6 separate regions of the Mus musculus genome follow, and regions 2, 3, 4, 5 and 6 are each linked to region 1. The links are chromatin loops, found by intact Hi-C in ENCODE. Cell type or tissue: heart. All regions are shown on one strand. Region 1 holds the start of Mrpl1 (mitochondrial ribosomal protein L1). Region 2 overlaps Cnot6l (CCR4-NOT transcription complex, subunit 6-like). Region 3 overlaps Cnot6l (CCR4-NOT transcription complex, subunit 6-like). Region 4 overlaps Cnot6l (CCR4-NOT transcription complex, subunit 6-like). Region 5 holds the start of Cnot6l (CCR4-NOT transcription complex, subunit 6-like). Region 6 has its middle 14 kb from the start of Cxcl13.

The links. Hi-C counts contacts between places; a loop is a spot of excess contacts. Peaks named below come from ENCODE experiments on the same cell type or tissue, not always from the same donor. Only the 100,000 strongest peaks of a DNase experiment are listed, where the experiment ranks them.
Region 2: it touches region 1 in a loop (2.4-fold over the local background); 3 of 42 quality-filtered maps call a loop at or near these places.
Region 3: it touches region 1 in a loop (2.3-fold over the local background); 5 of 42 quality-filtered maps call a loop at or near these places.
Region 4: a loop joins it to region 1, with 2.6 times the contacts of the local background. A loop is called at or near these places in 6 of 42 quality-filtered maps.
Region 5: it touches region 1 in a loop (3-fold over the local background); 24 of 42 quality-filtered maps call a loop at or near these places.
Region 6: a loop joins it to region 1, with 2.1 times the contacts of the local background. A loop is called at or near these places in 2 of 42 quality-filtered maps.

Annotation. Positions count from the first base shown.
Region 1 is chr5:96,207,758-96,211,757 of GRCm38, forward strand. Mrpl1 (mitochondrial ribosomal protein L1) reads left to right here and starts at 2,358. Exons shown (of 9, transcript NM_053158.3): 1 at 2,358-2,436. The coding sequence starts at 2,406. In heart, no CTCF peak of the experiment used is centred here; DNase peaks (open chromatin) are centred at 1,924 and 2,344; H3K4me3 peaks cover 2,311 bases; H3K27ac peaks cover 1,886 bases.
Region 2 is chr5:96,100,442-96,104,441 of GRCm38, forward strand. All of the region lies in intron 5 of Cnot6l (CCR4-NOT transcription complex, subunit 6-like), which reads right to left. Among named protein-coding and RNA genes, the nearest start is that of Gm52799, 59 kb to the right of the region's middle. In heart, no CTCF peak of the experiment used is centred here; no DNase peak of the experiment used is centred here.
Region 3 is chr5:96,070,736-96,074,735 of GRCm38, forward strand. It overlaps Cnot6l (CCR4-NOT transcription complex, subunit 6-like), which reads right to left. Exons shown (of 12, transcript NM_144910.2): 12 at 1-4,000. Among named protein-coding and RNA genes, the nearest start is that of Gm52799, 89 kb to the right of the region's middle. In heart, no CTCF peak of the experiment used is centred here; no DNase peak of the experiment used is centred here.
Region 4 is chr5:96,085,706-96,089,705 of GRCm38, forward strand. Cnot6l (CCR4-NOT transcription complex, subunit 6-like) reads right to left here. Exons shown (of 12, transcript NM_144910.2): 9 at 437-588. Among named protein-coding and RNA genes, the nearest start is that of Gm52799, 74 kb to the right of the region's middle. In heart, no CTCF peak of the experiment used is centred here; no DNase peak of the experiment used is centred here.
Region 5 is chr5:96,159,022-96,163,021 of GRCm38, forward strand. It overlaps Cnot6l (CCR4-NOT transcription complex, subunit 6-like), which reads right to left and starts at 2,969. Exons shown (of 12, transcript NM_144910.2): 1 at 2,916-2,969. Gm52799 reads left to right here and starts at 2,774. Exons shown (of 2, transcript XM_030254979.1): 1 at 2,774-2,870; 2 at 3,118-4,000. The coding sequence starts at 2,774. The coding sequence ends at 3,734. In heart, CTCF peaks have their summits at 23 and 1,689; DNase peaks (open chromatin) are centred at 1,680, 2,790 and 3,560; H3K4me3 peaks cover 3,282 bases; H3K27ac peaks cover 2,704 bases.
Region 6 is chr5:95,968,964-95,972,963 of GRCm38, forward strand. No RefSeq gene overlaps it. Among named protein-coding and RNA genes, the nearest start is that of Cxcl13, 14 kb to the left of the region's middle. In heart, a CTCF peak has its summit at 2,091 (motif pointing left); no DNase peak of the experiment used is centred here; H3K27me3 peaks cover 1,398 bases.

The DNA.
Region 1 (4,000 bases):
GGGCTCACAGCCCACAGGACAGTGCTACCCACATTCAGGATGGGTTTCCCCCACTAATTAATTCTCTCTAGAAATAATATCATTACCGAAATACCCAGAGGTATTCCTCAATCTCCTACATAATTCTAAATCCAGTCACGATGATAATGAAGTCATGATCATTATAATGGAGTGCCTATTTCAGAGTATCTTTTAATTTATAGTTTTTCTAAAGTCTTAAGCTAATGAATATCATCTATCTATCTGCAAATATCTGAACTCTGGATCTTACTGGTTGAATGCCATCAGATTCTGGTGACCAAAGCAGGCAATAAGGTACATTGAACTTATACAGGACATTGTTTTAATAATAATACTGTTGTAAGCTTATTACATTTTGTGAGTTCTGACTGGATGGTTGTGTTCTCATGGTAGGCATTTTCAGGTGAGGACCAACTGACTCCAGCTGTGGAGATGAATCTAAGAGCCAGCAACAGGAGAATTTGTGTATATTCTTAGACGGAGTTAACTTTAAGTATCATGAGGTGACTGCCAGTTTTCCAGCTCCCTCTTATCTATGCATCTAAGCACAAGGTTTGGTACTTAGTAGTTGCTCAGGTATGTGTGAAAAGAGCATAGAAGGAAAAGAGGACAAGCAGAAACAAAGTTATCAAAGTAGAGTCAAGTTCTAAGGTTTTCTTTACTTTTTTTTAAACAGTCGCAGAGCTTTTGAAGTAACTGCTTACATGTTAACAAGAACAGTCTATAAGTAACAATCTTATTCATTTAGATGGCTACTAGGTATAAATATAAAAATAAAGCTTCTGGAAAATTCCAGCTTTGATGAGGTCCATCTTCTGTGAGTAGCTTCAGGAAGCCAAGTTTTGCAGGCTTGAAATTCTTATCAAGTCACTAATTCATATAAGCATGGATTCATTTTTTTTTTTTTTTCAACGTTTACTGCAGACCTTCCTTCCGGTCTGACGCTGTGTGTAGTATGTGCTGAGGTTACAAAAATGAACGACATGATTGCTGCCCACAAAGAGCTCAAAGAGATGGGGAGATACATTGTGACAGCTGCACAGCTCTGTGTGCTCAACCCCCCACTAAATTGTACACTTAGGTTGGTAAATTGTATTATATAGAATAATAGGTCTCAGAATTGTTTCAAATAAATAAAAAAATTACTAATTCTGTTTATTACATAAAACCAGGAAGAAGTGGCCATAATTCAGTCCTGGAAGTATGAAAGGAGACTGCCAACAATGAGCAGAGTCTGAATTTAAATCTTAAGGGGAAAAAATACTGTTAATGTGTTGCATAATAATTCAAACAAAAGCCAGAGAGGAAAAATGTCACAGAGGTGAGAAATGTGTCTTCTGCCCTCCCTTCATCCCTCCCTCCCTCCCTCTCTTTGTGTGTGTGTGTTATGTGTACACTCGCATGTGTGTTAGGAAGGTTGTTGGTTGAGGAGGTAGGCAGAGGCCCGTAAGTGAGCCTTTGGAAATGGCCAATTACTGGAGGAGTTTATTCTTATGAATTAATTCCTGACCAGACTTGGTTTAGAGAAACCACACGGGCAGCTGAGACATAACGGATGTTTTTTTTTTGGGGGGGGGGGGGGTAGGGGGTAGGAAGGGGTCAGAATAACCTGTGCACTGGTCTCTAATTGGCTACGTAGAACAAAAACAAAAACAGACAAACTCCAAAAACCAAAACAAAACCCTAGACGTGTTTCGAAAACTCCAAGCAGTGTACTGCTCCTTAGGTCTGATCAGCACAGCTTGCCAGCAGCCGGAAACCAAAAAGCAGACGGATGAAAGATTAAGGTTTGCTCAAAGGGGGGTGGAAGGGGGTGAGAGAGTGGGACCTCCTGGCCCGCCTTGGGTGGAGGCGAAGTTTGATGGATTCTGTTTTCTCTTTGCTATGAAGAAGATTGAACTCAGAGGCGCGCACACGCTAGCTCCGCGCACGGTCGCCTAGCAATATTCATTTAAAGAAAAACCGAATCTTAAGAAGGCCAAGAGTATAGCGAAGGAAGCTGGGGACACTTCAGCTTTCTCAAGACTTTAGTCAGAGAACCAGGTTCCCTCTATTTAAATGACCGTTCGGAGTACATCTGCAGGGTCCAAAATTAAAAATAAGAAGGAATGAATAATTAATTACAGAGTTTTCAACAAAGCCATTCCCCACCCCCGCCCCGAAGGTTGATAAACCTTTGAACCCGAGCCACGAAAGGCAGTCTCAGACAGGGAACCGACAGGAACCTCGCCACGAGGGCACTGAAGCCAGGTCGTCCCCGCCCTGCTCTTCTGCTCCTACCAACTCCTTCCCCCTTTGCCAGCTTCCGCGCGGAACCCTTTTTCGCATTTCCGTGCAGTTGAAACCCGGGACCCACTTCGTCAGCACAATCCGGAACAGTCAACATGGCGGCGGCCGTAAGGTGCCTCCGTAGAGGTAAGAGGAGCAGTGTTCTTGCGTGGAAAGTAAATCTAGAGCCAAGTTTCCTGTTGCAGCGGAATCCATGGCAGAATCTCGTAGGCACCGGTCAGCTTCTCGGTCCTCGAAATGCTTCCGTGATCTTCTGGGCTCCACAGCCCAGAGGGTCATCAGTGCTTAAAAGCGACACTTAACGCAAGGGTTCTCTCTTGGAGCAGGTCATTTTGAGGATGAAATGGGAGCGGAAATACATTGGCAGTACTTATAGTCAGGGGTGAGGAGTACAAGGCAAGATTCTGTTGTGTGTGTGGGATAGCGGGCGTGTTCAGTTTGATAAGCGAGCCCTGAAGGGAAAGGTGGTATATGAAGTGATTTACATCTGTAAATATCTGAACCTTGGCGTGTTTATGAATAAAGGCGATTCCAGTTAGTAAATTTACAGAGGCTATCGTGTTTATCATTTGGAGACTAATTCTGTAGTGTTTTGTATAGCCATGTCTGAGCACGTTAGACATGGCTAATAGGAATTCACAGTGCCATATACACTATAAGATCTTTTTCATGTGTATGTGTACTTGGTCTATGTATACATGTTCACATGTGTGTGAGTGCATATGTATGTGTGCCCATGGAGGCTCTCTTCTGCCAGCCAGTATCCAGGCTGTTTCCAGAGGCAGAGTTTGTCACTGGACCTGGAGCTTGCGGATCCCACTGTCTCCAGTGAAGCCCCTGGAGGTGGGAGGTGTTGCACTGTGTTTACCCAGCTTTTATGTGGCTGCCAGGAATCTGAATTTCACCCCTCATGCTTGCACAGTAAGAGCTCCGTCACCTCTCATATGAAATTGATCTTTACTTTTAAAATGCAATCAACTCCCCCTCTTCTTTGACCTTGCAGCCCTTCTCCTTCCTCTATTTATTGTGTCTTGTCTCCCCACTGGCCAGGAACATAAGCTTCATAACCTTCCTTATTCCAGTGCTTGTAAAACAATGGTACTTAGACCATCCAGTTTACAAACTGCATCTCCACAATAAAAGTAGACACTGCTTTCTTGATTAAGTTTTGCTAAAAAACAAAAACAATTTGAGACAGGGTTAGGCTCCCATGTGTTGGGACAGGCATCTCCAGCATGCCCATTATTAAAAGTATTGCCTGTTGCATTGAACAGTATAATTTAGTGCTTTGTTTCACATGCTAGTGTAACCTTTTTGTGGTTGCAGATTATAATAGGTCTACTGAGCACTCTTTAAGTAGTGCTAATATGGAATTCTATAATGTGTTTTAAATTGATGTATCCTTGCTTACTAATAAGGTAATACTACTCAGTGGACAGCTTTCACACTATTGGCATTTCCTTTCTAGTTTGAAGTCTTTTTATCCTTCTTGTTTACTTTTCAATTGTGTTGCTCTTTCACACTCAAGATACAACTCGTTTGTCCAGTGAACATGTTGCAAATATACTCTACCCATTTTAGATTCATCTTTTCACTGTATGTGCATGCGGGAAGGTATGTGTGTACATGTGTGTGGATGCATGTAGTGTGATATTTCTCATAACTTTTCCATCCCATTGTTTTTGAAGCA
Region 2 (4,000 bases), 110 kb before region 1:
CCATGGGTGCATGCATGTAATCCTAGATATTCCAAACTACTGTGTGGCTGAAATTAGTAGAAAGGAGGATCAAGAGGAAATAAAAGTCAGAATGTCATAAAAAGCAAAAAGACTGATCATTAACAGATAGATCTACCTTTAAATAATGGCCAGTGCTAAAGGAAGCTGTCCAAACAAAAAGAAAAATATAAGAGAAGAAAATCTAAAGCATCAAAAAAAAAAAAAAAAAAGATAAAACTAGGAGCATTAACATTACCACTTCACTCCCAGTTCTTATATAGTATTTGATGGTCAAAGGAGAAAATTGTAAAAACTATTATGGTACCAGTAAGAATACCTAAACTTTAGTTAAATTAAAAGTCAAAATAAAATCTTAGTAAGGTGAATAAAAAAATTAATCAAGTATTCTACATACCTTCAATTACAACAATATAGAAAATTAGAAAATAACTTTTCAACAACCAAGAATGGCTACGTTAATATGTGGTAAAGTAGTTTCCAAAATTAAAAAATAAAATAGAACAATAACAATCGTAAACATGTATGTGCCAATCAACAGCTTAAAATAACAGAAGCAGGGGCTGCAGAGAAAGTTCAGCAGTTAAATCATTTAGTACACTAAAATCCAAACAACAGCTCATGACCTTTTCTAACTCTAGTTTCAGGGTATCAGGTGCCCTATTCTAGCCTCCTCAGTCATCAGGAATGCTCATGATACACATATATACATGAAAGCAAAGTTTCATATACACAAAATAAAAATAAATCTTGAGCTGGGCATGATGGCGCACACATTTAATCACAGCACTTGGGAGGCAGAGGCAGGCATATTTCTGAGTTCAAGGCCAGCCTGGTCTACAGAGTGAGTTCCAGGACAGCCAGGGCTACACAGAGAAAGCCTGTCTCAAAAAACCAAAAGAAATCTTGAAAAAAAAAAAAAAAAAAAAACAAAAACAAAAACAAAAAAACATGAGAAGCAAAAGTTGACAGAGAAAAAAAAAAAAAAAAAGCTTGCATAACTACAACACAATTACAACCTGTTCTACAGAGTGAGTTCCAGGACAGCCAGGGCTATATGGAGAAACCCTGTCTCAAAAAAACAAAAGAAAACATAACACACACATATTTATGTTAAAAGAGGCTAGATTTCCATTAATAAGTTAAGTTACTACCTTTAGTTACAAAAAGTAACAAAATATAAACCAAACAGAAGAAAGAAGCACTAAGTTAAAAAGATACAAAAAAAGATTAGGAAAGAATGAAATACACAAAAATGTATCCTTAGCACACATAATTAAACTTCTGAGGTAGATAATAAGAAACAAGTACATTTGCAATTCTAAACAATTAGTAAAACCAAATTATTAAATATACATTAATCACACTAGTACAGTGTCACCAACAAACGTAAACTGGTATAATAGAATGCTGCCATCAACAACTGCAGAGGTCTATTCTTCCGAAGTGCATGCTTAACACCTACAAAAACTAAGAATATGTTGGCTTATAAGGTATTAAATTTTTTAATAAAAAGACTACATTCTCTAACCACAATACAATCAAGCTGAAGAGAAGGTTGTAGGCTTCCATGTAGGTATGGAAATTAAACCTATGTAGGTATGGAAATTAAACCTCTGTCTTCTAGAAAAATCAACCAGTGCTTTAAATGGCTGCATCACTTCTCCAGTTCCTATCACAGCATTGTGAAAAGGATATCTGAAATCAATTAATAAAAAACAAACTACCCATACAGTCAAATATAATCAGATCAAGGGAGAAGTTTTACTGTCTTTAATCTCAAGACTTTTTATACTTCTATCATCAAACCACAATCCATATATATATAGGCACATTTTCCCCCTTTGGAGTCATCTACCGTTTCTGGTCCTTAAAACCTTTTTCTGCATAGATCCAAGAGTCTCAAGGGAAGAAATCTGATAAAGACATCCTTTTCAGGGCTGAGTGCTCCAAAGTCTCTCACTCAACCACATCCCTGAACAGGCCCTATACCCAGAAGTATCTGCTGGCCAACACAGAAAGGATAATTTTTTAATCTTTTTTTAAAAATATTTTATATATTTACATTTCAAATGTTATCCCCTTTCCCGGTTTCCCCTCTGGATCCGATCCCTCCTGCCCCCCTCCACTTCCCCCACCCCCTCTCCCTGCTTCTATAAGGGTGCTGTACCACCCACCCACTCTCACCTCACTGCCCTGGCCTTCCCCAACACTGGGGAATCAAGCCTTCACAGGATCAAGGGCTTCTCCTCCTATTGATGCCAGACAATGCCATCCTTTGCTACATATGCAGCTGGAGCCATGGGTCCCTCCATGTGGACTCTTTGGTTGGTGGTTTAGTCAGATGACAGCAGATGCTGGCAAGGGTGTGTAGAAAGAGGAACACTCCTCCATTGTTGGTGGGATTACAAGCTGGTACAATCACTCTGGAAATCAGTGTGGCCATTCCTCAGAAAATTGGACATAGTACTACCTGAGAACTCAGCTATGCCACTCTTGGGCATATACTCAAAAGATGCTCCAACATATAAGAAGGACATATGCTCCACTATGTTCATAGCAACCTTATTTATAATAGCCAGAAGCTGGAAAGAACCCAGATGTCCTTCAACAGACAAATGCATACAGAAAATGTGGTACTTCATGAAATTCTTAGGCAAATGGGTGGAACTAAAAGGTATCATCCTAAGTGAGGTAACCCAGTCACAAAAGAACATACACGGTATGCACTCACTGATAGGTGGATATTAGCCCAAAAGCTCAGAATACCCAAGATAGAATTCACAGGCCATCTGAAGCTCAAGAAGGAAAACCAAAATGTGGATGTTTCAGTCTTTCTTAGAAGGGGGAACAAAATAATCACAGGAGGTAGAGGGTGGGAGGAACTTGGGAGGAAGAGAGGAAGAAGAGGGAGAAAATGGGGGCCAGGATCAGGTATGAGAGGAGACAGGGATGATATACGGAGGGTCAGAAATTTGAACAGAGGTGTGTAGGTATGGGGGACAGGAACTGGGGATAGCCACAAGCAAGACCCAGATGCCAAGAAAGCAAGAGGCTCTCAGAACCCAACAGGGATGAGATTAGCTGAAATAGCCAACAAAGGGGAGGGAGAACCTGTAGAGGCTCCTGGTTGGGGGATAGGACTACCCACTCATCCCCTAAATTCTTAGCCCAGAGGACTCCTGTCTAAAGGAAATATGGGGACAAAGTGCAGAGCAGAGACTGAAGGAAAGGCCATCCAGAGACTGCCCCACCTGGGAATCCATCCCATATACAGTCACCAAATGCAGACAGTACTTTGGATGCCAACAAGTGCTTGCTGACAGGAGCCTGATATAGCTGTCTCCTGAGAGGCTCTGCCAGAGCCTGACAAATACTGAGGCAGATGCTCGCAGCCAACCATTGGACTTAGCATGGGGTCCCCAATAGAGGAGTTAGAGAAAGGACTGAAGGGTTCCTATGCAACCCTATAGAAAGAATAATATCAACCAACCAGATACCGCAGAGCTCGCAGGGACTAAACCACCAACCAAAGAGTACACATGGAAGGACCCGTGGCTTTATTTTTTTATATTATTTTTTGTTTGTTTGTTTGTTCTCATTGTTTCTGTTTTTGATAGAAAAGACATGTATGTATTTGGGTGGGAAGGATTTGGGAGGAGTTGAGTAAGAAGAAAGAATATGATCCAAATGTACTGTATGAAAATTTTTTAAATAGGAAATATTGTTTCCTTCTGTTTCCATATATTTCAGGCTAGGTTTCAAACGTAATTGAGGACCACTTTAGGCTTCTGATCATCCCCTGTCTACCTCCAAAGTGCTGAGATTTCAAGTACGTGCTGGCACCACATGCAGGTTATGTGGCACTAGAATCAACACAGAGCTCTGTGAATGCTAGGCAGCCTCTTTACTGAGTTACATCAGTTGCTCCACACTTGATTTCTCATGCAGCATTTAAAACCAGCAATGAAACAATAAAATT
Region 3 (4,000 bases), 140 kb before region 1:
TCAGAGAGAATGAGAATAGAACCATCTTCTCCAGAGATGACAAGAAAGAGTTAAATGTTTAGAATATCACAGAACCAGTCTATCAAACATTAATTAGTAAGCTACAATTACATGGCACTTCATTAAATCACCTAAGAAAAGAAGAAAGGAAAGCTTAAGATTGTAAGTGATTATCAGAACACAAGTTGATTTAGTGCTTGGCTTTTTCTTAGGGGGAAAAATAAATACACAACCTAAAACAGTAGAATCTGCTTAGAACAGTATTAATAGAAATGATCAAGTATTCACGGAGAGAACTACTGAAACATCTTGCTTAGTCTTAGGGTCATGTGCTTTGCTTTTTGTATAGTTAGTTACAAAAACACTATATAGGCCACAGAATGACTCAAGTGTACGCAAAACAATAAATTAATCATCTTAATGCCAGGAAACAAAAATAAATAATCTCTTCCCTAATCAAATGGTTAAAAAGTCCATGGACAATTACTTGGCACTTATATAGTTGAAAACTAGATACGATTTAATCTCTGGTCAATATAATCAAACATCCTGGCCTTTTCAAAGAAAGCAAAAGGGTATATTTTATCTTTAGAAAACAAAAACACAAGGGGGGTGGAGAAAGGGCTACCCCACTTCAGATACAACAGAGTTAATCATTTGTCCTCCTTGAGATACTCAAAGTACTCCTATTGAACCCAACACACCTCAGCTTCTTTTGGATGAAAGTACTGCTTGCATTTGGACAACTAACTTTACAAATGCCCGTAGTGCACTTCTCAGTGCTGCTGGTGTTTAAGAAATCTGCCACTCACAACACTGAACAATTCCAGATCCAGTGTGTAGTAACAGCCATCCAAACCCCTCCTCTCTCAAAGGTCAGCAGAGCACCGCTCAGGAATTACACAGGTAAGGGAATTTACTTTTAGCAAGTTAAGCACAGAGAAAGGACAGTAGTTTCTGAATAAAGAGCAACCCACACACTGCAACACTTACCGCATTAAAGTTGAAACAGTAAGCAGGACACTAAGTCTGTACCATAAGAAGCAGAGCCATTGTTTGGCACACCAGTATTGAGCCTATAGTCTGAGTTCAAGTAACTACACACACAAATTAAACAACGTGGTACACAGAACAATAATAGCTAAGAAAATATGTGAGTCCTCTGAAATCGTGAGCAAGGGTCACCTTCCAGAGGGATGCTACCATGATTTTCCAAGGGACAGATAAACGGAAAACAAACAAATGCAGGGATCCCGCTGAAGAAAATAACCAGGAACACATGTCATCCTGAAAGGTGCATCATGCCACCGCTCCAGGCGTCATGGCTTCTGATGGCACACTTCTAATTTCAGTTCAGTGCTATCTGTTTTATAGGCTGCACCATAAAAGTCAACATTTAATAGGCACGCCCTTAATTCATATCCTTTGAAAATTAGCTTATCTTACTAAATAAAGAGTACTTTCAGTCTGTCCTTTGGATCCAAAAGTAAATCAAATCTAGAATAAATCAAGTTAACCAAACTTATGCCAAAATTACTGGGTTAATAAAACTTCCCCTGGAATCTGCTTCTTCCTCCAGGCCTTTTACCTGAGACGTCGACACGAATGCCTTTGGTCAGAACAAGCATACATGCTCTTCCGTATCCTCTTCCTGAGCAGGCTCCCACCCTTCTGCTTCCCTTCCTAGTTTTCTTTCTGTGGCTCTTGCTCAGAACACATAAGGGTTTTCTTTTATCGTTTTAAGCATTCAGGTGACAATTATGAAAGATGCTCTTGGCACCCTATTCTTAAACTTTGGTAAATAAGCAGGTTAAAGATGTACTATCATTTACTTGTGTTTGAATTTTAAATTTGGGGATCATGGTGCATTTACAGAAATTAAAATCTTCCAGAACAATCATAAGCATAAATGTCCTCTGTCTACAAATTCAAAACTTCAGTTTAAGTTCCTGATTTAGAAAAATAAGTCTAATGTCTCTACCTAATCTATCTACTTCTAATACGCAAAAGTCATACAAATAGGATACAAACCAAATAAAAGTCGGTAAACAAATTTTTAACACATTAGAAAGGTGTTACTTTGGGTTTTATGGGTGGAGAGAAGAAGAAAACCTTACAAACACAACAGCTCACTTTTCAGTCAAAATGTTTGTTACTTAGAACATGTAACAAAGAATTCTTGCTTGCTACAGGACCATTACTGAAATACAATTTGTTTTCTGTGACTGAAGCTACGAACCAGTTAGTATACTTTGCAAAACTATTAAAATATTTCAAAAAACACAAGAATATAAAAGATGAAATTTTAAATCGGTATTAAGCCAACATCAAATTTTACCACTGGGGAATGTAGCCTGTGTTAGAGATGGCGCTCTCTAACCCCTTCCAGGCGCATACCTGACCTACCACTCCTGTGTGCTCCCCTTCCCTTTGCTATTCGCTATTGAGTATACAGGTGGTATTTGCGAGTTTTACTAATTCTTGGAAGTACAATACAGACTTAAAATTTCACCTATTGACAAGACATACTCAGGAGACAGAATTTTTAAACAGCACAATATTGTCCATGTTCTAGGTTTAATTGCCACACCCTCAATTTTAACATAATCTGCCACAGATTCAAGTGATATGAGTCTTGGATTTTAACTTTCTCCCTTCTCAGAGATTTATGACTTTAAGACAAAAAAAGGAGGGGGAGAAGGTAAGTTTCATAATTCTACAAACCATAACACTAAAACATAGTGGCTTTTAAAGTACATTCACACAGGATGCTTATTAGTAAAATTAAATATCTGCTTATGAATACCAGAAATGCAATTTGAAAAGAAAGAGATTAGAACAAGGCAAATGGGGGGGGGGTGCGGGGGGAAGCTGGTCTCAGAGCCCATTGTGCCATACCTGACTTTAACATGTGATATTCAAATGAATGTTCACACGCCTTACATCAAATAAATCAAACAAAAATATTCAGCTATGTAGTACAAAATTTTTTTTACATAAAACATCATAAATCTTGAACAGATTTACTGTATCTGAATTCTAAAAAGTTGCCTATAGAATGGTGCTGGGATTCTGTTCTCTGCTTGCTTTTAGGCAGTGCTGTTGCTTAAAAGTTGACACCAGGCACAATATTGTAAAACAAAGTCAACAAGCAAGGAGCAGTAAGTGATTTGAGCCTTTTCCAGATGTCAGTCCTGAGAATGCTGCAATATTCCCCATCAGAGTGTGTAAAGCTATGAGGATACTGATGCCTGACAGTGGGTGACGGGACATGCACTTGTATTACTTTTATAATGGCAAACAGTGCAGTTTCCCCTTCTTCAAACAACACCATTTTAATAAACTTAACACTCCAGTTCTTAAGACAATTACCAGAAATCATATTGAACATTTAAAAAAATACATAGCACAATCTAAAAATGCCCAAATTTTCTCTTATCAGATAAAATATGCAGCAGCCCAAAGGCATAAAGCTTATTAACTTATTCTGAGAACTAGAAAGTATATGAGTATATATATTTCACTTTTATCGAATATATATCACGTCATTCACCTTGTCCTTTGGGCTTCTCACTGCCAAAGTTCCAAATGGCATGCATTTAACAAGACAATGCTGAGGACAGCAGCATTTCTGATCATCTGAACTGGCAGCTCAAAACAAGATACCACTCCTTTTACAAAGGGAACGAGGGGAAACAGTGTGTTAAATTTGGGCAAGAGGCTAAAGGGAAACCGTGCACATGAAATTTGGGATACCATGCCCTAGGTGTGTGCCACCCAAAACAAAACACAATCACCTACTTCAACAGAGCTACTACCAACATTTACGAAAACCACATTAAAATACACAGGATAATGAATGGTTTGAAAGAGTGCATTTGGAAGCAGAGAGACCCAATTACACACCTTCTTGCAACAGAGTGCCTCGATCATACACAAAATAAACTTAAGCTGTTTACAATGTTTCCCATTTTTTTATTTTCCCCCTCTACATTTAACT
Region 4 (4,000 bases), 120 kb before region 1:
TAAATAATCTAAAAACTCTGAAAAGTATCACATAGATAAAAGATATTGTTCTCACCCTGACAAAGACTTGAGATGTAACAAAGAAATTAAAGAAAGCATGCCAACTATTTAACCTTAAAAAATAAAGGGTACACACGTGTGAAGCTCAAACTACAAGAGAGGGCTAAGTATAACTTCTAATTCAGCCTAACCAAGCCATACCCTATTTCAAAGAATTTTCTCAATGAATGGTGTGTTAAAGGGGCAGAAATTACCTGTTAAGTAAAAATGCTGACAAAAACTATAGAATAAATCAAGAATTCACAAGAAATGTGTAATACTTTACATAATTAATGCTATTTTCTTTTCCATCTCCTTAATAGTTCTCAAGATAAAGAAATAATCTTGTAATAATAAGATTGTCTTCCCTTAGGAAATCTATGTAGATGGCACTCACCTGTTCCAAAAAGCTCCTTGTGGACCTCTAACACCACAGCAACGCCAATGTTATCTTTCGTCATTACTCTGTTTAGCATTGCTTCGGATCCATCTGAATTTGCCATTGCTACCTGGTTGAATTCCACTGTATGCTTCTGCACCAATGTAAATCTAAAAGGCACATATATTCAGATAACTTGGGTAGTTATACTGTCAGGCTAACACATTGAAAGTAGAGGGGGCATGAGTATAAACACTATTGATAATCTATAGTCACATCTATAGCTACAGATGCTCACATTATATAATTCTGGCCAGTGAGAAATAAGAAATATGGTTTCTATAAACAATTTATGAAGGCCCATCTAACAAAGGTAAAATATATATCCTCTTCATCCTTTTATGTCTTTTCCCCTACTAGCTTCCTAGTAGGGGAAATTTACTATCTAAAGGACTAATACTAAATGTGAACTAAGCAGAAGGGTACAAGCCAATCTTCTGAGAATGAGGAAGCAGCTGAGCCAGTTCTCTCTAAACTGCTTCTTGTGTGTACAAAACTCATGTACTTAAGCTACTGTTCAGATTTTCCTGACATTTAAAGGTACATACAATCTTAAATGAACAGTTTAAAAGAGAAAGAATAAAGTCTACTTGCCAATTTTTAAATACCATATCAAGGTAACAGTCAAGAAAATACAGGAATATGATCTTTTTCCCAGCTAAAAATGATCACATCCTTGACTAGTTTTTACAGAAAGACTAATTAGGTATAAGTGTTCAGAGAAATAAATTATATTGTAAAAAAAAAAATGGATCTCTGTGATGATGGCAAGTTATAGTAGAATTGTAGAATATAATACAAATTCATCTAATGCTAACATTTAATAACTGTGAACTTGGTCAAGTTGCCTGTACTGGTTGTTCTGTCAGCTTGACACAAGCAAGACTTATCTGAGGAAAAAAAAAAAGCCTCTATCAGACGGCCTCTAGGCAAGTTAATATGAGAAGGCACAGTTCACTCCTGGGCAGGTGGTGCTGGTACAACCAAGTAGACTTGGTAAGCATAGATGGAAAACACCAGTAAGCAGCATTCCTCCATGGCCTCTGCTTCAGTTCCTGCCTCCAGTTTCCTGCCCTGACTTCCCTTAATGATCAAGTAAGTATTACTTCTAAAGTTTAAGATGAATTAAACCTTTCCTCCAAGTTGCTTTTGATCATGGTCTTAGAGTGTTAGAGGCCAAAAGTAAGATACTATTTAACATCAGTTACCCAATTTTATTAACTTTTTAAAATATCTAGAGAACCAAAATAGTTCTTTGGGGTAAGCCAGAGCCCCTGAACTTGAACTTGCAGCTAACTCTCTCTTCCTGCCTTTGATCCTTAGAAATGAGATTAGAACATGCTCTAACAGACATGGCTTAACATACTAATTTTCACTAGACTTTCAAAGACATGTTTTGCTTTCATAACAATCTACCTACCACTTTATAATCATTTCTAGAGCTGAAAATTAAACCACATACAACCCTTCAAAAATTATTAACTATAAAGCTTGCAATGCTGTAATATACCATGCTAGCTAAAATAATATTCTTCCTATCAGCTTCTTATTCCAATTCTGAATGTCTCAGATGTGCTCAGAATACATAAAGTGTAATGTGTCTGGTCACGTGGCCTATTTCAAACCCAGAGTTCTTTAAAAAAAAAGCAGTTTTCACCCTGTTCCCGTAAAGAGGTGGTCCTTAAGCTGAAAAAGCCATCATTGTGAAGACTGAAGTTAAGAGCATTTCAGGTAAAAGTGGGAGGAAATCCCAAAAACAGCAAATAGCTTTCTAAACAAACAAACAAACAAAACCAGATAAATGACAGAGAGAGAGAGAGAGAGAGAGAGAGAGAGAGAGAGAGAGAGAGAGAGAGAGAGAAAATGAATGAGAATATGGCAGAGTATGAAATGGTACTGGAGATAAAATAAACAGGGATTATAAGTAAAGAGCACTTGCTGCAATTTCAAATGGACAGACTTTGGTTCCCAGCATGCATAACAGGCAATGACACAACCAACTGTAACTCTAGCTCCATAGGACCTGACACTCTCCTCTGGTCTCCATGGACACCCACATATACATGACATACACATAAATAAAAATAAAGACATGTGTAGTGGCACATGTCTTTAATCTAGTTCTTGGGAGGCAGAAACAAGTAGATCTAAGTTCAAAGCTAGCCTGGTCTACACAGCCAGTTCCAGGCTAGCCAATGCCACATAGTGAAACTCAGTTTTTAAATAAATAAATAAATAAAAATATTTACATTCTACCAACACTAACTTAAGACAGTCACATCTTCTCCAACTACCATACACAAAATATGTTCCATGTGGCTTCTACTTTCTGTTGCAGAGAGAGCCATACAGGAAATTTTAAAATTCCTCTACTGTACTGGAATTTTTCTTTTACTAGCATGCATTGGTTTATAGTTACTTTCCAGTTATTAATTTTAGCTAGCAATCTTTGGTAATATGTAAAGTGTTAAGTTTGCCTTGTTTTTCAGATTCACCTGATGATTCTATTCTGATTAGTGTACTCTGCTTTGTAAGCAGCATTCCTAAAGCTATTTTATCATATTTAGTTCTGTGGTTTTTTTCTGTATGTTCACCTTTTTGAAAAATTTGAGCAGGAGCTCAAGTGAGTATATAAAGAACATAATCAAGACTGATATGACTACAAAACCAAAACTATAACAACAGCACAAAAAATCATATATTTGAGAAAGATTATGAAGAATCTCTTGTGTAGGAGAACATGTCCAAAATAAGCTTTCAAACAAAGAAGCAACAACTTCTTAACAGTGTGCAGTCTAGAATTAATTTTGGATGAATTCTAGAATGTTGCCATGTGATTGCACTTAAAGCTAGAGAGACAACACTGAGCAGCAACTGTGAATAACTAACACAATAAATCTAAAGGTTACCTCATTCGGGAAAAATGCCTTCAATTTATCATTTATTAGCAATGTTCATAGAAACTTTTCTTTGAAATAATATATTTTAAAACTATGTGATGACAGTGAGGCGTCTAAAGACACCAAGCTGTTGTCCCACCTGTGCTTTACCCTCCCCCTCTCCTCCTCTGCCCCCTCCTCTTCCGTATTCTCTTCCTCTCCTACCCTGTCTAGACAAAAATCCGTCTTTAATGCAGTTCTCTATACACACTACATATAAAAAAAAAATGCATGTATGTGTATTATGTTTACCTACTGTAGATCATATTTGACATAAAAGACAAAGCAAAACTCATTTCTGGCATTAGATCAAAATATAATTTTGCAGTACCTTTAACTAAGAACAAATGATGCTTATGATACCTAAAATAAAAGGTCCTGATGAGACTGCCACATTAAATCTTGGCAGGTTACAGTGTGGCTCAGTGGCAGAGTGCCTGCTTGAAGTCTTAAGTTCAACAATCAGTGACCCCCTCCCATCTTAAAAAGAAATCACTAGAATCTTTTACTGTACTCTAATTCTTTATATGTCTTTAATATATATCCTAGCTTTTACCCCCCCCAAATTACTCCATTCTTTCAC
Region 5 (4,000 bases), 49 kb before region 1:
AAACCTCTTAAATTAGAACCAAGTGAAATGCAAATGCCTCTAATTGCCATAAGGGGGCTAAGGCGAGAGGATTGTAAGTTTTTGGTAAACCTGCTCTACAAGACAAGACTCTCAAAAACAAACACTTAATTTTAAAAAGTATAATTCTTCTAACCTTTCCACTGGTTTTACTTTACACCCCTCACCATTATGGTTTTCCAAAAACATAAATTTAAATTTAAAAAAATTAAAACTCAATAAATAGCACATTTACTACCCACTCTATACAAAATAGAAACAGCAGATTATTACAGGATGGTAGAAAAACTCAGAAAGATGCTCCCAAAGGTTTTATTTACAAGAATCTGTCAACCTGAACTAAAAGAATTATGTAACAGTTTTGTAACATTTATTGTTTGTGGCTGTATATAAAATCTACTTCTTTCATCTATTCTGATGTTTGATTGTAATCAACTTACAGAACTTAGGATCCTCTCCCAGGGACTATGTTTTTAAATTCATTAAAAAGTAATGAAACTAAAACTAATCAAAAATAATAAATATAGCAAGTTTGGCTATTTTCTATAAACTAACATGCAAGGCTACATTGACAATTTTACGTCTAGAAAAAAAAAAAGGACATCTCATATGCTTACACAGACTTTATGTATATTAAAGGCCTCTGAAATACTTTTTCTCCTCATTGCTGGGACCCAAACCCAGGGCCCACATATTTGTACACAAAGCTACATCCCCAGCTGTATTTTCTCGACCCCCTAACTCACAATTAAGCAATATTGCTACAGGTAATTAATGAGTATTTGTACTTAAAAACTTTTCGATACTTATAATCAGAGCAGTAGCAGGCAGTAGTAAAAGATCGCATCTACTATATGCCAAACATGTTTTCTCAATGGCCTCTCACAACCTTACTGAAAGAGTATCATCTTCCTGATACAAGAAAACAGATACACAAATCCTAGACATCAAGAGAACATGACAATAAGTATTAATGACATGGCCATGGTTCTAACTAGTCTGTAAAAGTTAAGACCCTTTTCCTATTAAACTCCACACTTCGGCTGTTCCTCGAGTAATGTTGATAGAAACAGCTTTTTACTTCTCCTCTCCCCACCCCCACCCTCCCATTGAAGAACATACTGTTTCTCTGTGAGCCTAGGTTCAGAAAAGAGCAATCTCTGGTCATTACAGTGACCACGACCTAAAAGCTTCAAATGATACAGTATTGTGTGACTCCACCCACAGTCAAGGTCTAGCTGTGTGGTCTAACTAGACCCAAATATAAAAAGTGAGGTTAGTCGGCAACTAAAATACCGTTTACATACAGTTCTGAAATGCCCTATTCACTCAGTGGCAGATTTACCTTTATTTCCGCTTTTTGTTTTGAGATAGCTTTCCAGGAGCACACAATAAATTGACCATAGAGGCTGATGATCTAGGTTTGGGAGACTTAAGGAAAAACACGTTTGGTTGCACATGACTATCTCCATGGAGAATTAAGATAACGAGAATCAGTAAGATAGCATCTAAAACTGCTGTAGCGTGCCTTCACTGTGTACAAACAGCTCAGCTAAACTCCTGAACACAATCCGCCTAAACAGTCTAAGCTAAATAAGCCGCCGGTAGGGTTAAGATGACAGCTCCGGGAACTTCCTCTTCCTCACTGACCTCCTCAGTTCTGTGTCCACGCCTTTCCCTCTAGGAGGCAGGATATAAGCCATTTCAAATTCACAAAATTGATCCAATCCCACCAACACCACAGGCCAACAAGGCCAGTTTCCCTTTCTTCCTCTCTGCCTTTCCAGAGTGATTTCCAGGGAAGTGAAAAATCTAACCAACGATAAAGTATCCGCTGCAACAACTGCAACAACAAAGAACGTATTTACTCAAGCCTCTGCTCGCACAGCCTTAAAGGACGGACGGAAAGAGGAGATCCGAACCCCACGAATTCCGAGATTTCCTGTTTTGATTCACTTTCCCTCGGGTTCCCCACGCCAGCCTGGGAAGGCCTGCAGTTAGAACGCCAAAATATGCCTTCCTCTCCCCTTGGGAGACGCGGAGGCGGCACAGGCGACCACGATCCGCGTGTCCCGCCCCCGACCCTCACCTGGCCAGGCCCGGGGCAGCGCCCGGGGCCCGCGCGAGGACGGAGTCCCAGGAGCGTCTGGGGAGGCCACCGGGCGCGAAGACGGTTAGGCCGCGCTGCAGGCCGGCGCGCTTCCTGCCGCGGCCCCGGCCTCGGGAACCGCGGCCCGAGCCCCCGCTGCCCGCCGCCCGCCGCCGTGGGGGCCGCACTGCCTCCCGCGTCCACGGCGTGGGTTCCCGCCGAGCCGTTCTCACCTGTGAGGCTCTGAGCCCCGGCCTCGAAGCGGAAGGACCTCGACGCTCTGGGGTCCCCGACTCCGTCCCCCTCCCCACACGCACACGGCCTGGAACCCGCGCCCCCTGAGGCGACGCGGGCCGGCTCCCGCCGCCCGACACACACACACGCAGACACACACACACGCGACACACACGCACACCCACTCGCCGCGGGGCCGCCTCCCGCCCGCCAAAGTCCCAACTCACACACCCACACACGTTCGTCCCTCGCCCACCTCACTTCCCCGGGGAGACGCGCTCCCCCTCGCTCCACTCCCGGTCCGACTCCGAGGCACGGAAACACTCTACCTCATTCTCCTCCGCGGGCCCTGAACGAGCACCAGCAGCCATTTCCCCGCGGCTGGGGAAACACACACACACAAACACGCGCGCGCGCACCAGGGCCCCACAGATGCTCCCCTCCAGACCTCAGACGCAAACACAAACACCCACGCCCGCCCGCTCACCCCGAGGGGCCGCGGCGGCGGCGGGAGGCCGGGCCCCGGAAGGCGAGCGCGCAGGGCCGGGAGTCGAGGCCCGCGCCCCCTCCTCACCTGCATTCAGCGCGCCAGGGTCCGGACGGCGGCGACGGCGGCGGCGGCGGGGCGGCTGCTGCTGGGGCTGCGGCGGCGGGGGAGGCGGCGGCGGCGGTGGCGGCGGGGCTGAGGGCAGTAAAGACATGCAGGCAGCCCGCCGGGGGGAGAGGCACCGGCCGGAGGGGACGCGGGGCGGGCGGGCCGGGCCGGGCCGCCTGAGGAACCACCGAGGCGGCGGAGGGCGGCCGAAGGGAGCGCAGAGCAGACGGATCGGGGGGCGGGGAGGGGGGACGCGGGCCGCGCCGCGCAGGACCGGGGCGACCGGGGCGCGTAGGAGAGGGCCCGCGGTCGCCGGAGACGCCGCTGCGAAAGCCTCGCGGAGCCCGCCCTTGGCCTTGGCCTCCTGGCGCTGAGGCTGCCGCCGCCGCGGGGGTCGATGCCGAGCCGGGTCGCTGCCGAGGCCGGGGCCGAGGAGAGAGAAAAAGAGAGGGAGAAGAGAGAGAGAGAGACGCGAGCTTTCGATGCCTTCGCTCTAATTCACACACGCTCACAACCCCGAGGGCCGGGGAGAGAAGTCCAGGCGCTATCGCTTTAGAGATTAATAACAAGGTGCAGAGAGTGCGAGGAGGAGGAGGAGGAGAGTTGATTGACGTGGAGGGGCTGGCGGGAGTCAGTCACTCCCCGGCGCCGAGGGGTGGGGTGAGGGGAAGGGGGCGGGGCCCCGGCGCGCCGCGCTTCGGGAGTTGCGCGTGCGCGCGGGACGGCCAAGCGCCTGGCTCGCTTCTTACCGTCGCCCTCGCTGGTGTTTTGGGAAAAAAAAAAAAACTGCTTTATTAGATTGAGTGGAGGGTAGAAGCCGAGAAGACTCGTACGATTAGCAGAACCTAGGTGCTGATGCTGGGGATGGGGAAGGGACACGCGGGTGCTTGCACTGTTTCCTGACGCTGGCCCACGCAGGCCCACAGCAGAGCTCAGGGCATTCTGGGTGGTTAATTAAGGAGACCTCAGGTGAGGTGGAACGACCCAAGGAAATGTTTTCTGACGTCCTCAGTGGGTTTCTTGACTTCTTCTTCTTCTTTTTAAAAACAGCATGTGTAAATTGC
Region 6 (4,000 bases), 240 kb before region 1:
GGCCTAAAGGAGCAAGAAAGAAGGATTTTAACTAAGCTGTTTGAGGCTTGATTGCCTAACAGAAATACAATCACTGATGGCTAACCCTAGCATGGATATCTGCATCCATGAGCAGAATTACACGTCAACAGGGCAGTAAGGAATACATTCCTTAGTTCCTCTTTCCTCTCATCTTCTATCCATTCACTCCAAAACATCATTGACCAAATACCCAGAAATGATCCCCTGGAAAAACAGAGGTTCACAGAGATTAAGGAATGTCCCCAGAGCCACAGAGACAGTGATTATCTGCCATGTTATCTGAATCTTAGCAGGCATCCTCCAAACACAGGATCTCATTTGTGACTCTGAATCCCGGGTGAATAACTGCCCAAGTACATACACCTGTCTCAATTTTTTTTAAGATTTATTTATTGTTATATGTCAGTACACCATAGCTTACTTCAGACACATCAGAAGAGGGTATCAGATCTTACCATGGATGGCTGTGAGCCACCACATGGTTTCTGGGACTTGAACTCAGGACCTTCAGAAGAGCAGTCAGCACTCCCAACCGCACTGAGCCATCTCACCAGCCCCAACTGTCTCCATTTTTTCCCCTTCCCATGGTGTTTTTTTAATTAGGTATTTTCTTCATTTATATTTCAAATGCCATCCCAAAAGTCCCCCATACCCTCCCCCCCACCACTCCCCTACCCACCCACTCCTACTTCTTGGCCCTGGCGTTCCCCTGTACTGAGCCATATAAAGTTTGCAAGACCAAGGGGCCTCTCTTCCTAATGATGGCCGACTAGGCCATCTTCTGATACATATGCAGCTAGAGACACGAGCTCTGGGAGTACTGGCCTGGGTACTTTCTCTGGCTCCTCCATTGGGGGCCCTGTGTTCCATCCAATAGCTGACTGTGAGCATCTACTTCTGTGTTTTCCAGGCACCAGCATAGCCTCACAAGAGACAGCTATATCAGGGCCCTTTCAGCAAAATCTTGTGGGTGTATGCAATGGTGTCAGCGTTTGGAGGCTGATTATAGGATGGATCCCCGGATGTGGCAGTCTCTAGATGGTCCACTCTTTCATCTCAGCTCCAAACTGTCTCTGTAACTCCTTCCATGGGTGTTTTGTTCCCAATTCTAAGAAGGGGCAAAGTGTCCACACTTTTTTGGTCTTTGTTCTTCTTGAGTTTCCTGTGTTTTGCAAATTGTATTTTGTATCTTGGGTATTCTAAGTTTCTGGTCTAATATCCACTTACCAGTGAGTACATATCATGTGAGTTCTTTTGTGATAGAGTTACCTCACTCAGGATGATGCCCTCCAGGTCCATCCATTTGCCTAGGAATTTCATAAATTCATTCTTTTTAATAGCCAAATAGTACCTGTCTCCATTTTTTAAATAGTATCTTATGTTATTAATGTGGTAGTGGGCATGAATACCCAAGTGGGAGTCAGAAGACAACTTTCAGGAGTCCTTGCTCTTCTTCCACTGTGGGATCAAGAGATCAAACTTGGGTATTCAGGACTATGTGATAAGTGCTTTTACTCATGTCTCAATTTGCAATCGTATTTTATTTTATTTTATTTTATTTTATTTTATTTTATTTTATTTATTTTCTAGACAGGGTCTCTCTGTGTAGCCCTGGCTGCCCTGGAACTCACTCTGTAGACCAGGCTGGCCTCGAAATCAGAAATCCATCTGACACTGCCTCCCAAGTGCTGGGATTAAAAGTGTGCGCCACTACTGCCCAGTTTGTTATCATCTTTGATAATTGTGTCACTCACAGACTATCATTGTCACATGTCCCACTAAGGAAGAGTGAGGATCCCAAATGATCTCTTGGACAGGATGTTTTCTGATCATCTAATAATGTTGTCCCCACGGAGACTCCAGCTCTTCCTGACACATGGTCTGGGCTCCAGACCCTTCCGTTCTTCCCCAATACAAACCTGCTCCCACCCCACCCCCACCCCCACCCCCACTAATCCAGATGTCAACTCCTTCTCACCTGTAGAAAGAGTTTAGATAAACTACAAAGGCTGTGACTACAAAGAGGTTCTTTACCGCCCTCTCGTGGCCAATTGAGGAAATATTTGGAGGTAGCATTAGGCTAAGAACACATTCTTGTTCTTCCATTTAATCAAATCCTTCAATATGTTTCTCTAGGATTACAGACAAGTAAGTCCTTTCTGTGAATGGCCAAATTCGGAAGTTCCGGGTTCTTGCTTACAGACAAGGTTTCTCACTAAACAGCATTTGAGTTTGGTCGCTAACCCTGAATCAGGCAGTGCAGCTTCAGTTTCCCTGATGGTTTAGTTTAGTTCAGTTTCCCTGACAGCTTCTATGCATGGACGCGGAGGTGTTTTCGATCCTGTAATTTCTCTTTGAAAGGTCTTCCATCCTCCTCACTGCAAACCACCATGTGCAAGCAGTTCCAAGGACCAATCTAAACCCTCCAGTTAAGCCTTGCAGCCAGATGAAGAACGGATAGATAGGAGAAGCTGAATCAAGGTTTGGTCCTGAGGGCTGCAGAGGTGGCTTAGCAGGGAAAGACAACTATTGGCCAAGCCTGACAATCTGAGTGCAGTCCCTGGGGCCCACGTGGTAGAAGGAAACAACCAAGTCCTCAGTTCTTCATGCTCTATGTCAGGACACAAGCACAGCCACACACATACACAAAATAAATAAATGTAAAATAAATTTTAAAAGATTTGGTCCTGTTATTTCTATGACTAAATCCAATATAGTGAAATCATGTTGTTATCAGACCTAGGGGTCATAACCTGTGCCCCCAAGTCAGGTCCAGCCATCTATTCTCAAAAGGCTAGAGAAAGGAGCCAAATGTATAGTGAAAACCAGAAAGGAGAAACTTATCCAATGTGGCCAAATAGAACAAAGAGATCCAGTGATCCCCTCAAATTCATCTGCGGAGTCCTGCAGTGATATCAAAATTTAGAGAGAGCCAAGGACATGTGTATCTAAGCCATTCACCTCAAGATATGATCCCCTCACACACACACACACACCCCACTGAGCCATCATTGTCTGGGTGTGCTCCCATCTCATCCTGTGAGGTGTTCTGAGGAGTTCTTAGGACCATGGACAGTCTCTCTGTGAAAGTCACCGAGCCGCCTCTGGCTGGCTCATGGCATGAGACTTCTGTGGAAAGTACCATTTCTTTGGAGACTGTTGTTTCAACACTTTGATAGTTAAATTAGGGGACACAAGTGTCTCTTTAGAATGTCTCTATTTCTGCCAGGCTGGCTACAATATAAGTCTCATAACTAGTACATTTCAGATGAACAGAACATCAATCTCACGGGGAATTAAACCATCTTCAGGTCAGCTGCTTGTAATGTGCAGTCGTTGCTGGGACATGGACATTACAGGGACTCCATTGGTCCTCTAGAAATGTCACAGGCTGTGCTGAGCTCAGTCTACAGTCCTCTACTGGCATCCAGTGGTACATGATGCAACTGTGTGAGCTTCCAGCTCACCAGCCCAGGGAGAATGGAGCCCAAAGCCAGGCTCCCAGAAGAGATGAATAGGGTGAAGAAAATATGTCGATGGGCCTTCAGCTGCCACTTAATTCTTTCCTCTAAGGAGACTGCCCAGTTCATCATCCACTGCCAGGTGTCAAGCTAAAAACAGATTGCTTTTTGTGCTTCCTCTAAAATTAGGTGGGGAATAATTGCCAAAAGTTCAAGTTAACAGAGACCTATTATTCAGTCATAAAATTAGCATTTCTAAAGCATTTCTGTATCAAATGGCAGGTGCTGTTCCTGGCTTCTAGTCTGAATCATCTCTCTCTCTCTCTCTTCTCTCTCTCTCTCTCTCTCTCTCTCTCTCTCTCTCACACACACACACACACACACACACACACGCTCACACACACATACACACACATTTACATACACTCACACACACAGTCAAACACACTCATACTCTCTCACACATACTCACATGTTCACACACACTCACACAGAGTCAAACACACACATATACTCTC